2 separate regions of the Homo sapiens genome follow, and region 2 is linked to region 1. The links are chromatin loops, found by intact Hi-C in ENCODE. Cell type or tissue: Caco-2. All regions are shown on one strand.

The links. Hi-C counts contacts between places; a loop is a spot of excess contacts. Peaks named below come from ENCODE experiments on the same cell type or tissue, not always from the same donor. Only the 100,000 strongest peaks of a DNase experiment are listed, where the experiment ranks them.
Region 2: it touches region 1 in a loop (5-fold over the local background); 3 of 110 quality-filtered maps call a loop at or near these places.

Annotation. Positions count from the first base shown.
Region 1 is chr3:57,446,845-57,454,844 of GRCh38, forward strand. DNAH12 (dynein axonemal heavy chain 12) reads right to left here. Exons shown (of 74, transcript NM_001366028.2): 23 at 7,931-8,000; 24 at 6,403-6,559; 25 at 5,999-6,171. Among named protein-coding and RNA genes, the nearest start is that of DNAH12, 93 kb to the right of the region's middle. RefSeq lists an enhancer at 2,378-3,291. In Caco-2, no CTCF peak of the experiment used is centred here; DNase peaks (open chromatin) are centred at 4,117 and 4,887.
Region 2 is chr3:57,497,509-57,505,508 of GRCh38, forward strand. It overlaps DNAH12 (dynein axonemal heavy chain 12), which reads right to left. Exons shown (of 74, transcript NM_001366028.2): 9 at 6,508-6,696; 10 at 4,815-4,971; 11 at 3,813-3,904. Among named protein-coding and RNA genes, the nearest start is that of DNAH12, 43 kb to the right of the region's middle. In Caco-2, no CTCF peak of the experiment used is centred here; a DNase peak (open chromatin) is centred at 3,263.

The DNA.
Region 1 (8,000 bases):
ATGAAGAGAAAGCATTTTAAAACGTTCAAAAAAGTGACAATGTATCAAAACTTGTCTTCTGACACTTTCATAGGTATCCCATTTGTTTTTAAAAACAATCTAGCCTTATGGGGGTAAAATTAGTTCAGGAAGGTTTTAATTAGAAGTGGTTGTGGAGATGGTTGTGGAGGACAATAATGACACATTCTAGATGGCTCACTGCAAAGGGGGTAAAACACCAGAAAGTGAGAGCTATAAATGGCACCCATGATTGGGAAAAGAAACAGATGACCTATTATATAATTTTGTCTACGATTTGCCTGGCTATTGCCTTTTACTCTTGGTATGTTCTCCATTTTCTACATTCCCATAAAACTGCTCTATGCTTCTCTTACCGGTAGTATCACTTTCTACCTTGTATTATACTTAATTACGTACATTCTTTTTTCTCATCAATTAGTCTTTAAAGTGCTTAATGACAATATCAGCAGTATTTGAATTATTCCTGGGTCCCCACAATGACTGGAATAGTGGCTGGAAATTTTTAGAAACATAAATTACAGTCAGCTCTAACTATGGAGTCTGTTTCACGGGAGTTTCAAATTTAACTTCTTTTAGAAAAAGTACGGCTAAGTGACCAAGGCTGTGCATGTAAGGGGGGTAGGGGGAATAAGTGAACTCTGCAGTTTGCTCTTAATTTTGCTATGAACCTAGAACTGCTCAAAAAAAGGTCTACCTTTAAAAATAAGTAAACCACAAAGTGATAAATATTTTTACTTTATTTTTACTTTATTTTAAAAATCCAAGAGAGACAGCTAGTGTAAAAAATGCAGTATCAGTGATAGTTCATCCATTTTATTTTATTTTTTGAGACCGGGTCTTGCTCTATTACCCAGGCTGGAGCACAGTGGTGAGATCTTGACTAGGTGCCCCTCTGCCTCCTGGGCTCAAGCAACCCTCCCACCTCAGCCTCCCGAGTAGCGAGGACTATAGGTGTATGCCACCACACTCAGTTTATTTTTTGTATTTTTAGTAGAGAAGAGGTCTCACTGTGTTGCCCAAGCTGGTCTCAAACTCCTGAGCTCAAGCCATCCTCCTGCCTTAGTCTCCCAAAGTCCTGGGATTATAGGCATGAGCTACCACACCTGGCCAACCTATTTTAAATTTATAATGGATGCCATATTGTTAATGCCCATTAACTTGATTGCTGAAAACCTCGGGCTCTTCCTTTTCAATTTTAAGAAAATGTTCACAAACATGTTCCCTTTATTGTGAATAATAAATATACTAGTGTGTCTGGAATTGGTGGGTGCTTGGTCTCACTGACTTCAAGAATGAAGCCGCGGACCCTCGAGGTGAGTCTTACAGCTCTTAAGGTGGCGCATCCAGAGTTTGTTCCTTCTGATGGTCGGATGTGTTGGGAGTTTCTTCCTTCTGGTGGGTTCGTGGTCTCGCTGGCTCAGGAGTGAAGCTGCAGACCTTCACAGTGAGTGTTACAGCTCTTAAGGCAGCACGTCTGGACTTGTTCATTCCTCCTGGTGGGCTCGTGCTCTCACTGGCTTCAGGAGAGAAGCTGCAGACCTTCGCCCTGAGTGTTAAAGCTCTTAATGCAGCACGTCTGGAGTTGTTCGTTCCTCCCAGGGGGGCTCGTGGTCTCGCTGGCTTCAGGAGTGAAGCTGTAGGTCTTCGCAGTGAGTGTGACAGCTCAGTGGACCCAGAGTGAGCAGTAGCAAGATTTATTGCAAAAAGCAAAAGAACAAAGCTTCCACAGCGTGGAATAGAACCCGACCATGTTGCCAATGCTGGCTCAGGCAGCCTGCTTTTATTCTCTTATCTGGCCCCACCCACATCCTGCTGATTGGTAGAGCGAGTGGCCTGTTTTAACAGGGTGCTGATTGGTGCATTTACAATCCCTGAGCTAGATACAAAGCTCTCCACGTCCCCATCAGATTAGTTAGATACAGAGTATGGACACAAAGGTTCTCCAAAGCCCCACCAGAGTAGCTAGATACAGAGTGTTGATTGGTGCACTCACAAACCTTGAGCTAAACACAGGGTGCTGATTGGTGTGTTTACAAACCTTGAGCTAGATACAGAGTGCCGATTGGTGTATTTACAACCCTGAGCTAGACATAAAGGTTCTCCAAGGCCCCACCAGAGCAGCTAGATACAGAGTGTTGATTGGTGCACTCACAAACCTTGAGCTAAACACAGGGTGCTGATTGGTGTGTTTACAAACCTTGAGCTAGATACAGAGTGCCGATTGGTGTATTTACAACCCTGAGCTAGACATAAAGGTTCTCCAAGGCCCCACCAGAGCAGCTAGATACAGAGTGTTGATTGGTGCACTCACAAACCTTGAGCTAAACACAGGGTGCTGATTGGTGTATTTACAATCCCTGAGCTAGACATAAAGACTCTCCATGTCCCCACCAGACTCAGAAGCCCGGCTGGCTTCACCTAGTGGATCCCACACCCGGGCTGCAGGTGGAGCTGCCTGCCAGTCCCACGCTGTGCGCTCGCACTCCTCAGCCCTTGGGTGGTCGATGGGACTGGGCGCCATGGAGCAGGGGGTGGTGCTCCTCAGGGAGGCTCCGGCCGCACAGGAGCCCATGGAGTGGGTGGGAGGCTCAGGCATGGCGGGCTGCAGGTCCCGAGCCATGCCCGGCGGGAAGGCAGCTAAGGCCCGGTGAGAAATCGAGCGCAGCGCTGGTGGGCTGGCACTGCTGGGGGACCCAGTACACCCTCCACAGCCACTAGCCCAGGTGCTAAGTCCCTCATTGCCCGGGGCCGGCAGGGCTGGCCGGCTGCTCAGAGTGCGGGGCCCGCCAAGCCCACGCCCACCTGTAACTCCAGCTGGCCCGCAAGCGCCGCACGCAGCCTTGGTTCCCGCTCGCGCCTCTCCCTCCACACCTCCCTGCAAGCTGAGGGAGTGGGCTCCAGCCTTGGCCAGCCCAGAAAGGGGCTCCCACAGTGCAGCGGCGGGCCGAAGGGCTCCTCAAGTGCCGCCAAAGTGGGAACCCAGGCAGAGGAGGCGCCGAGAGCAAGCGAGGGCTCTGAGGACTGCCATCACGCTGTCATCTCTCACTAGGAGACTTTTTCTCAGTGTCTAGTGTTATATTCAAGCGTTTAATATGATCCCGGGTGGGCACAGTGGCTCACACCCGTAATCCCAACACTTTGGGAGGCATAGGCAGGTGGATCACTTGAGGTCAGGAGTTCAAGACCAGCCTGGCCAACATGGTGAAACCCTGTCTCTACGAAAAATACAAAAATCAGCCAGGTACAGTGGCACATGCCTGTAATCCCAGCTATTTGGGAGGCTGAGGCAGGAGAATCACTTGAACCTGGGAGGCGGAGGTTGTAGTGAGCCAAGATCGCACCACTGCACTCCAGCCTGGGTGACAGAGTGAGACTGTCTCAATTTAAAAAAAAAAAAAGGTGGCCCAGTGAGGTGGCTCATGCCTGTAATCCCAGCACTTTGGGAGGCTGAGGTGGGCAGATCACCTGAGGTAGGGAGTTTGAGACCAGCCTACATAACATGGAGAAACCCTGTCTCTACCAAAAACACAAAATTAGTTGGGCGTGGTGGCACATGCCTGTAATCCCAGCTACTTGGGAGGCTGAGGCAGGAGAATCGCTTGAAGCAGGGAGGCGGAGGTTGTGGTAAGCCGAGATCGCACCATTGCACTCTAGCCTGGGCAACAAGAGCGAAACTCCATCTCAAAAAGTGTTGAATATGATTCTGATTTTTACAACTCAAAGTTGTTAGCCCCCACCTTACAAGCACACCACAGCTTCTGACTTCACAGAGGTAACAGATATGACATCCTATTTTGAAATTCATCTGCTCAACAAATATTTAGGGATAACTGTGTCCTTGTTCAGCACTAGAGTAGAGAACAAGACAGACATAGTTCTTGCCCACAGGCAGCTACCCGAGAAAATAAAGGGTTTGGTGAAATCTTTTCTCCCAGATCCATTGTTGCCCTACCCAGAGCCCCTTTACCCAGCCATTGCATTCATCCCCCATTTGCTGTGTCAGTTGCAAATAGTTCACAGCTGCTCTTTTCTCCTTATCAGCAAGAAAATGCCTGAAAGCTTACTCATATCCCTGCCCCAGGGGTGACCCTTAGTCAATGACATTAAACGGGTACAAAAGTCAGACCCTGCTGCTTTGAAGTGGAATAATTCGTGCCATTCATGCTTCAGAGTGCCCTGTGAGAGCAGGCTACAACTGTACATCTGTTGAAACCACATCTTTGCTTAACTTTTTACTGTCCCATCCTGCTGTCCTTATTTCCCTACAGGTTTTTACTAAGAACATTACCTAATAAATCCTTTGCACAAGAATTGCCACTTCATTTCTGCTTTAAGATAACTCATTCGAAGACACTTTAATTTCACTTACTCAGCACAGGTAGAGTGGTACTTCTTGATGCTCCTTCTCAATTCCCGTAGGAAGGGTTGCCAGATTTAGCAAATAAAAATACAGAATGCCCAGTTAAATTTTATTTCAGATAACGGCCGGGCCCAGTGGCTCACGTCTGCAATCCCAGCACTTTGGAAGGCTGAGGCAGGCAGATGGCTTGAGCCCAGGAGTTCAAGACCAGCTTGGGCAAGCAACGTGGCTGAAACCCCATCTCTACTAAAAAAATACAAAAATTAGCTGGGTGTGTTGGCATCTGCCTGTAGTCCCAGCTACTTAGGAGGCTGAGGTAGGAGGATCTCCTTGAGCCCAGGTGGCAGAGGTTGCAGTGAGCCATGATGGCGCCACTGCATTCCAGCCTGGGCGGCAGAGCGAGATTCTGTCTCAGAACAAAACAAAACAAACAAAAAATTCTGTTACAGTGGGTAGCTAGTCAGGTATGAGCAGAGCCGGAGAGCGCGCCTCACCCCACACACACCAGGAGTGTCCGGTGACCATCAGGTGATGGTCAGGTGTTGTTAACTGTCTCTCTAAAGTAATAATTGGTCACAGCTGGTACCAGGGATGGGCGTGCTCCTAACAAACAGAAAACACCTGAAACTGGTGATCAGCTGTTTCCCCATAAGATCTCAGGAGTTGGGTGAGTGGGGAGAAGTAATGCAAGACCCAGGAAGTATGTCAATGTATAAAAGTCAAAAGGTCAAGCTGCGTACTTGATCTCTCAAGTCACTCACTTGGGCCTCCTTGAAGTGTGCTTTACCCCCTTTCGTTCCTGCTCCAACACTTAATGAACTTTCGCTCCTGCTCTAAACCCTGCCTCAGTCTCTTTCTGCCTTATGCCCCTCAGTTGAATTCTTTCTTCTGAGGAGGTAAGAATTGAGGTCGCTGCAGTCTGGTACCGATACAGATATGCTCCACTGGTAACATATTTTGGTGCCATGTGACTTGGGTAATTTCCACTGCTACCATTCAGATAAACAATGAATAATTTATTAGTGTAAGTATGTCCCATGCAATATTTGGGACATATTTACTTACATTAAAAAATTATTTGTTGTTTGTCTGAAATTCAAATTTACCTGGGAATCCTGTATTTTATCCGGCAACCACATTCCCAGGGTTTTTATAGTTGAACAGCTCTATCCTCCATAGCTTCAGCTCTGGATCTCAGGTCTCAGCACCACCCCCATACATTTCATCTCTCCATCCTACTTAACAGCACTAATTTGGTGTCCTAAGGCCCAAATGTACTTTTCTCATCTTCCTGTCATCTCTCCCAAGACGCCACTGCAAAAACTGATACCATTTTCCAAAGCTCCAGTTTTCTCATTATATTGTCAATACTCTCCTCTTTCTAATTATCCCCCATCGGAGTGACTCACAACTTTCATACGATAAAGTTCAAACACTCTTGTATGCTACAAAAGCACCCAGAAGTAAATATTCACTATTATAATTTTGCATAAAGAGAATTCAGGATTAGAAAGGGATAATTGTATTCAACTACTCCAGGTAAGACAAGAGAGAAAAGATGACGCTACAGCAAAAAGTAATTATTAATGTGTGAATTAAGATAATTTAAATGCATACCAATGTTCTGTAACACCTGTCAGTTAGAGGCGTAATGACAAGTCGAGGTGAGTTACCAAGATATTCATAAGCATATTTTACATTGCAATTAATGATACGAACTCGGGCATTCTCATTTTCCCAATAATATCGGAGCTGAGCAAGCCACAGGAAATCTGTATCATGTGAGACACCTAGAAAAAATAAAGTAAAATAAGACACATGATCCTTAAATGGAAATAATTTTAAAAAGAAGTATTTTATCTTTTATAACAGCAAATACTAAAAATAATTCATGTTTGCCAACTTATAAAAAAGATTGTGTTAAAAAAATTCTGTTGAGAGAAGAATACATATAGTACAAGTCTTTGTTTCCAGATGCTATCAACATTTTATCTTTAAAAATTAAAGAAAAAGTCACATACCCATTTTAATCATGTCCATGACCACATCTCTAGCATGGACATCAATAGTAACCAAAGCCCCCAGAGTGGTCCTGGTCTGCTTAGACAACTTTCCTCTTACCAGCTCTACAATCTCATTCAGTTGGTTCTGAAGTTCCTTATAATACTTCTTTAATCCCTACAAAATAAAAAAAAAAGCAATCTAATTGATGTCACATCATACTTAAAACATGTATTTTATATATTTAGTCTTTTATAAAACAATTCTGACTTCTTAATCTATCTCAATATAGAAATGAGTTCAAGCGTGGTGGCTCATGCCTAAAATCCCAGCATCTAGGAGGTTAAGATGGGAGGATCTTCTTTTTTTTTTTTGAGACTGAGTCTCTGTCGCCCAGGCTGCGGTGGTGGGATCTCGGCTCACTACAACCTCCGCCTCCTGGGTTCAAGTGATTCTCCTGCCTTGGCCTCCTGAGTAGCTGGGACTACAGGCATGTGCCAGTAGGTCTGGCTAATTTTTTGTGTTTTTAGTAGAGATGAGGTTTTACCATGTTGGCCAGGCTGGTCTCGAACCCCGACCTCAAGTGATCCACCCACCTCGGTCTCCCAAAGTGCTAGGATTACAGGTGTGAGCCACGGCACCAGGCGCAAGGTGGGAAGATCATTTGAGGACATGATTTCAAGACCAGCCTGGCAAAGCAGAGAGACCCCTGTCTCTATAAAAAAATTTTTAAATTAGCCAGATGTGGTGGTGTGTGCCTGTGGTCCTAGCAATTCAGAGGCTGAGGCAACAGGATAGCTTGAGCCCAGGAGTTTGAGGTTATACTGAGCTATGACTACGCCATTGCACTCCAGCCTGGGTGACAGAGCAAGACCCTGTCTCTAAACACACACACACACATACACACATGGAGAAATGAATTTTGTGAGTGATTTTGTCTAAGCCCAGTAAAATATTAAGAACAAGTTCTCAGGCCAGGTGCAGCGGTTCATGCCTCTAATCCCAGCACTTTGGGAGGCTAAGGTGGGCGGATCTCCTGAGGTCAGGTGTTCAAGACCAGCCTGACCAACATGGATAAACCCCATCTCAACTAAAAATACAAAATTAGCCGGGTGTGGTGGCACATGCCTGTAATTCCAGCTACTCGGAAGGCTGAGGCAGGAGAATCACTTGAACCTGGGAGGCGGAGGTTGCAGTGAGCCGAGATCATGCCTTTGCACTCCAGCCTAGGCAACAAGAGCGTAACTACATCTCAAAAAAAAAAAAAAATGAATAGTTGTAATTTTAAGATTATATATAGAAACTGACAGACGTATTGTCTTTGCAAACAATAGATAAGTTAACTAAGAAACATAGGATGGGGCCAGGCACAGTGGCTCATGCCTCTAATCCTAATACTTTGGGAGGTTGAAGTGGGAGGATTTCTTGAGGCCAGGAGTTCAAGACTAGCCTGGGTAGCATAGCAAGATCTCATTTCTAAAAATAATAAAATTAAATTTTAAAAAACCTGGAATGAAGGATGTTACTTAAAAGCAAACAATGCTTTACCTCCGTCCCGCCACTTATCACTTCCTGTGTCTCAGATGTCCAGAACATTTGAGAAATACAAAGTACAACT
Region 2 (8,000 bases), 51 kb after region 1:
TGATGCTGGGGCAGCTGGATGTCCACATGAAAAACACCTGAACAGTGACCCATATCCCACACCACATACAAAAGTTAACTTACAATGGGTCATAGACCTAAATGTGAAAGCTACAACTATAAAACTTCTAGACAATCACATGTGTTGTTTAGGAATTCTAAGAAAAGCTTCCAGAGTAAAATGTAGGAACAAATCTTTATGATCATGCAGTAGGAAAGATTTCTTAGGACACAAAACGTATGAACCTCAGAAGAAAAAAATTGATAGACTAGAATTAATTATAATATAAAATGTCTGCTCTTTGAAAGACATTGTTATAAAAATAAAATGTCAAGGCATAAACTATGAGATAATATTTGCAAAACTATTTCAGATACAAGACTTTTACCCAGAATATATAAAGAATTCTTAAAACTCCATAACATTGATTATAACAATATAGTCCAATAAAATACATCCATTATAGCTCAACAATAAAACATAAAAACCCAATTTAAAATGTACAAACAAAAGACACTTTATTTTTATTAGTAAAAAGATACACAGATGGAACATGACATGTTAAAAGATGCTAAACATCATTAGTCATCAGGGAAATGCAAATTAAAACCACAGTGGGATACCAATATACACATGAAATTAAAAAGACTGATAATCTAGATGTGAAAGTGCAGTGGGAAAAAATAAAACAATAGTAAAAAGTAAAAGACTGATAAGCCCAAAGGTTGAAAAGGATGTGGAAGAACTGGAAATCTCATACACTGCTGGTGAGATTGTAAATGGTATAACAACTTTGAAAGAAATTTAAGTTTCTTCTGTTTTTTGAGACAAAGAGTTTTGCTCTGTCACTCAAGTTGGAGTGCAGTGGCATGATCATAACTCACTGCAGACTCGAACTCCTAGGCTCCAGTAATCCTTTCACCTCAGCCTCCTGAGTAGCTGAGACTACAGGTGCAAGCTACTATGCCTGGCTTAACAGTTTCTTAAAAAGTTAAAAATACACTTCCCATACCACCCAGCAATCCAGCTCCTAGAAAGAGAAATGAAAGCATATGTCCGCACAAAGACTTGTAAACAGAAGACCATAGTAACTTTATTCATAATAGCCAAAAACTGGAAACATCTCAAATATCCATCAAAACGTGAATGAATAAAGAAACTATATACCTATACAGTGAAATACTACTAAGCAATAAAAGGAATAAGTTAGGCTAGGCGCGGTGGCTCACACCTGTAATCCCAGCATTTTGGGAGGCCGAGGTGGGCGGATCATGAGGTCAGGAGGTCGAGACCATCCTGGCTAACATGGTGAAACCCCATCTCTACTAAAAACACAAAAAATTAGCTGGCCATGGTGATGGGTGCCTGTAATCCCAGCTACTCGGGCGGCTGAAGCAGGAGAATGGCTTGAACCTGGGAGGCGGAGGTTGCAGTGAGCCGAGATTGCACCACTGCACTCCAGCCTGGGCAACAGAGCAAGACTCCGTCTCAAAAACAAAAACAAAAACACACACACACAAAAACAAAAACAAAAGAGGAATAAACTACTGACACAAAACAAATAAATCTCAAAAACTTTATGCTAGTAAAAGAAATCAGATGCAAAAGAGTATGTATATATGATTCTATTTATCTGAAACTTTAGAAAACAAAAACCTAATCTATAGTAACAGAAAGCATGTCAGCAGTTTCCTGAGGTCAGAGTTGGGGAGAATTGACCAGGATGGGGTATAAGGAAGGTTTCTGAGGTAGGAGAAATGTTCTACATCTTAATTCTGGTGATGGTTACGTAAGTGTACACATTTGTCAAAACTCATATAACTGTACAATTAAAATGGGTACAGTTTATTGTATGTAAACTAAATGTCAAGTTGATTTTTTAAAGTTAATTTCTCTTGAAATTAATAAAGAATTTTTAAAAGGGATGGAATGACAAATAAATATAGCAAAATCCTAGAATGTAGGTGGTATGCTTTGTAAAATTCCTTCAATTTCTCTGTACAGGCTGGGTGTGGTGGCTCATGCCTACAATCCCAACACTTTGAGAGGCCAAGGTGGGAGGACTGCTTGAGCTTAGAAGTTCAAAACCACCTGGGGAAACATAAGGAGACACCATCTCTACAAAAAAAAAAAAAAAAAATATATATATATATATATATATATATATACTTCTTAAAAAAATTAGCCAGGCATGGAGGTGTACGCTTCCAGTCTCAGCTACTCGGGAGGCTGAAGTGGAGGACTGCTTGAACCCGGGAGGTTAAGGCTGTAGTGAGCCATGATCATGCCACTGCACTCCAGCCTGGGCAAGAGAGTGAGACCCTGTCTCAAAAAACAAAACAAAACTCTATATGTTTAAAATTTAAGATGTTAGAAAAATTAAAATGTATAAAGTATACATTAAAAAATCTAAACAGTCAATAGAAAGGGGGAAAATGAAGAAATATGCCAGTTTTAACCAATAGAACAAGGTCCCTTGAGGAGGTAGGAATCTTTTTTCTTTCAATTGCCTTTTCCCCACTACTATCAGAATTACCTTTTTTTTTTTTTGAGATGGAGCCTTACTCTGTTGCCCAGGCTGGAGTGCAGTGGCATGAGCTCCGCTCACTGCAACCTTCGCCTCCCAGGTTCAAGCGATCCTACTCCTCAGCCCCCCCTAGTAGCTGGGATTACAGGCATGGACCACCATGCTTGGCTAATTCTTGTATTTTTAGTAGAGATGGGGTTTCGCCATGTTGGCCAGGCTGGTCTCGAACTCCTGACCTCAGGTGATCCACCCGCCTTGGCCTCCTAAAGTGCTGAGATTACAGGTGTGAGCCACTGCACCCAGCCCAGAATTATCTTTCTAAAACTCAGATCCGAATAGATTACTTCCACAGCGAAAAACCTTCAGAACAAAGTACAAACTCTTGAGCAAAGATACTCCAGGATTTTCCCATGTGGCTCCAACTTACATTTCGAACTTCATCATATTCTAAATCTTCCATGTACTGTGTCCCTGTTCCCTATTCTTTAACTATTTTCATTCATTTATATTCTCTGAACACCCTGGTTCATGCTACATCCCCTCCCTTCTCCACCTATAAAATCTATTTCAAAGCCCAACTCACATTTCACTTCTTGCATAATCTCTTCACCAATTTCCCAAAGCAAACAACACTTTGTCCATATCTCTATTCTAGTACTTATCTCTATAGTTGTTATTTCCGTGTCAGGCTTCCAGGCCAAATATAAGCTCCTGAAGACAGTGCTTATGCCTTTTTTTTAAGACAGTGTCTCGCCCTGTTGCCCAGCTGGAGTACAGTGGTGCAATCAGAGCTCACTGCAGCCTCAACCTCCTGGGCTCAAGTTATCCTCTTGCCTCAGCCTCCTGAGTAAGAAGGACTACAGGCATGCACCACCATACCTGGCTAATTCAAAAACAAAAACAAAAACAAAAACAAAAAAACTTTCGTAGAGACACGGTCTCACTATGTTGCCCAGGCTGGTCTCAAATTCCTGGGCTCAAGCAATCCTCTTGCCTTGGCGTCTCAAAGTGCTGGGATTACAGGCATGAGCCACCATTCCCACCCTTTCATTTATTTTTGCATCACCAAATCTTGTTAGGTGTCTGAATGTGATAAGGAAATTTTTATTGAATTAATAAATGAGTAAATGAATGACTAAAGAAATTGTAAGGTAAGACAATGAGTTTTACTGAAATGATATTTTAAATAAGAAATTCTATTTAAGCATTTACTTTTTAGAATGGAAAGATCCTAATGTTACAAAAAAATTCAAAACGCATTAATAAAAACAGAATTACCGCTTACCTCTGTATATTCATCAAAAGTATGATCTTCTGTCTGAAAAGTCTCTATATTCTCAACTGCAGTCCCATCAAGGAGCCAATTATATTTTTCAACTGAAAATTAATAATCTAATTAAAATCTCAATAATACCCTTTTTAGAAGATAAAACACTTTTTTTATATGATCATGGAATGGGGACCTACTCAATTAAATATTATTATTAATAGAGTATTAACATACATGATTTACTATATTTTAAGAAAATGGGTAGAATAAAAGGAAACCAAGTTAAACAGACATTTTAAAACAAAGGTATTAGAGTATTTGAGGCTTTTAAGAATAACTTAGGGGTACATATACACCAATTAATAGAAGATATTGGTTAATAGAATGTCAAAGAATAACCATACATCCTGACCTCACACACACTTGAGAAGACTACAGACCAATAAAATTGAGCTACAGGCTCTTTGAAACTATTCTCAGAAACTACCTTGCTTTTACCCTTGAATTATTCCCAACATTTCTTCTCTCTGCCTTTGACTTTATCACCCTGCTCCAGTTCATATGCACCCTTTGGACTGGACAACAAAATGTATTGGGTTTGATTCTTTTTTTTTTTTTTGAGACGGAGTCTCGCTCTATCGCCCAGGCTGGAGAGCAGTGGCGCGATCTCGGCTCACTGCAAGCTCCGCCTCCTGGGTTCACGCCATTCTCCTGCCTCAGCCTCCCGAGTAGCCGGGACTACAGGCGCCCGCCACGACGCCCGGCTAATTTTTTGTATTTTTTAGTAGAGACGGGGTTTCACCGTGTTAGCCAGGATGGTCTCGATCTCCTGACCTTGTGATCCGCCCGCCTCGGCCTCCCTGGGTTGGATTCTTGACTCTGCCAAAAGCTACGCCTATGCTCACTTCTGGCTCTCCCTGTTCTTTCATGGCAGCCCCAGACAAACAAACATCTGACCAAATTCTAGCACAAATAAAGTGATGACAAATGGTATAATATTATGTATGTCATACACACCATATGTCTCATAATGCTTTCTTGCACCTTCTAAGTTCCGATGTACTGCTGCCTTCAGTGTATCAACAGCCCAGTGTAACACGTGTTCAGGAAGTTCTGTGTCAAGATTTACTGGTGTTGAAGTTCCTGATAGCCAAGAGGGGATTGTTTGGACATTCTAACACAAATAAAAATAATAACAATGTATACAATAAATATCTAACTGTATAATTAATCTATATGTAGATCTTTTTTTTTTTCCTTTGGAGACGGAGTCTTGCTCTATCACCCAGGTTGGAGCGCATTGGTGCGATCTCGGCTCACTGCAACCTCCGCCTCCCAGGTTCAAGCGATTCTCCTGCCTCAGCCTCCTGAGTAGCTAGGATTACAGGCGCACGCCACCACGCCCAGCTAATTTTTGTATTTTTAGAGACGGGGTTTCACCATGTTGGTCAGGCTGGTCTCGAACTCCTGACCTCGTGATCCGCCCACCTCAGCCTCCCAAAGTCCTGGGATTACAGGCGTGAGCCATCATGCCTGGCCTATTTTTTGTATTTTAGTAGAGATGGGGTTTCACAGTGTTGGTAAGGCTGGTCTCGAACTCCTGAGCTCAGGCAATCCGCCCGCCTCATCCTCCCAAAGTGTTAGGATTACAGGCGTGAGCCATTGCGCCTGGCCTATATGTAGATCTTATACTATATTTTAAAACATTCTTTTCAGATTTCAATGGCCCAAGAAAAAATAACTTGACATAAAATAATAATTTAAAATTGTATAGTTTGTAGTCTAACATAAAACAAGTTGGGCCAGGTGCAGTAGCACATGCCTATTGTCCCAGCTACTTGGGAAGCTGAGGCAAGAAGATCACTTGAGCCCAGGAGTTCGAGGCAGCAGTGTGCTATGATCATGTCTGTGAATAGCCACTGCATTTCAGCCTAGGTAACACAGTGAGACCCTGTCTCAAACAAAACAAAACAAAACAAAGAAAACCTTAAGTTGGGTTAGTTTTCTATCATCCAACAAATATTTATTGACTAATTATTTACTGACAAATAAATATTTGTCAAATATTTATTTATTTATTTATTATTGGTTTTTTTTTTTTTGAGACGGAGTCTCACTGTGTCACTAGGCTGGAGTGCAGTGGGGTGATCTTGGCTCACTGCAACCTCCGACTCCCTGGTTCAAGGGGTTTTCCTGCCTCAACCTCCTGAGTAGCTGGGAGTACAGGCACGCGCCACCATGCCCAGCTAATTTTTGTATTTTTAGCAGAGATGAGGTTTCACCATGTTGGCCAGGATGGTCTTGATCTCCTGACCTTGTGTTCCGCCTGCCTCGGCCTCCTAAAGTGCTGGGATTACAGGCGTGAGGCACTGCGCCCGGCTGACAAATATTTATTGACAAAGTAATTATGCCAGAAAGCTCTAGAAAGAACAAATATCAATTAGATCTTGTTCTTAAGAAGCTCACAACTCAGAGGAGATGAGACATGCAAATAAAAAAATCAATTCATAGCTACAAGAAAAGTTCTAAGAAGGAAAATGTCATCTCCAGCCTTCAAGCGACTTTTTCAAAGAGAAAGCAATTTCTAATTTGAAATAATTGGGGGAGGAAAATAACAGAAAGAGTCATAACATTGTATGTACACATACACTGCATAGAGATTCAATTCAAATAATTTAAAATTCTTTCCCGATGGGTAAAGATGTAATACCTGCAGAGCTTCGGCTATTCGTTCCACCAAACTCAAGACATTATCTTCCAAATCTTGAAAGGTAGGATAAAATTCCATTTTGTCGTCATCAAATGTCAATTCTATCTTAAATATTGGCAGCCTTTGTTGATCTTTTGGGTCAAAGAGTTTTACAAATCCTTCTACAGTTCTCCTTAATAGATCCTTTAGCTGCGTGATATAAATCACTGTTACTTTAGAGAGTACAAATTCAACCTTTAACTAAAATCAGTAAACTGATTATAATTGTCTATATCTGATTATAATTGTCTATAATTAAAACATCCTATCAATCCATTTAATTGAAAATTATCTTCATTCAGCATACTATATATATGTGTGTATACATACATGCACACACACACACACACATATATATATACATATTTTTTTTTAAGACAGTGTCTCACTCTGTTGCCCAGACTGCAGTGCAGTGGTGCCATCATAGCTCACTGTAACCTTGAACTCCTGGGCTCAGGCAATCCTCCTGTTTCAGCCTCCTGAGTAGCTGGGACTACGGCGCGTGCCACCACACCCAGCTAATCAGCATGATATGTTCTTATTAATTTTTAATATTTGTGGGTACATAATAGGTGTATATAAGGGTTACATGAGATATTCTGATACAGGAATGTAATGTGCAATAGTCACATCAGGGTAAATGGGATTTCCATCACTTCAAGTATTTATCCTTTGTGTTACAAACAATCTAATTATACTCTTTTAGTTATTTTTAAAGGGATGATTAAATTATGTTTTGCTGTAGTTACCCAGTTGTGCTAGCAAATACTAGGTCTTATTCATTCATTCTTTTTTCTTTTCTTTTTTTCTCTCTTTTTTTTTCTTTTTTCTTTTTGTTTGTTTTGTTTGCTTTTTGTTTTTGAGACAGCATTGCCCAGGTTGGAGTGCAGTGGCAAGACCTCGATTCACTGCAACCTCTGCCTGCTGGGCTCAGGCCATCCTCCCACCTCAGCCTCCTGAGTAGCTGGAACTACATTCACAAGCTACCACGCCTGGCTAATTTTTGTATTTTTTGTAGAGACAGGGTTTTGTCACGTTGCTCATGGCTGGTCTCAAACTCCTGAGCTCAAGTGACCCGCCTGCTTTGGCCTCTCACAGTGCTGGGATTACAGGCGTGAGCCACCACACTCAGCTTATCCATTCTTTCCAACTTTTTTGTACCCATTAAACATCTCCACTTACCACACCCCCCACCCCCCGCCCACTTCTCCCACTACCTTTCCCAGCCTCTGGTAACCATCCTTCTACTCTTTATCTCCATTAGTTCAACTGTTTTAATTTTTAGCTCCCACAAATAAGTGAGAACACACATTAACAAAGGTAACCTAAAACAATAAATAGAACATTATATGCAAACCCTAATTTTGTTTTTGGTTTTGGTTTTTTGGTTTTTGTTTTTGTTTTGAGACAGAGTCTCACTCTGTCGGTCAGGCTGGAGTGCAATGGCACGATCT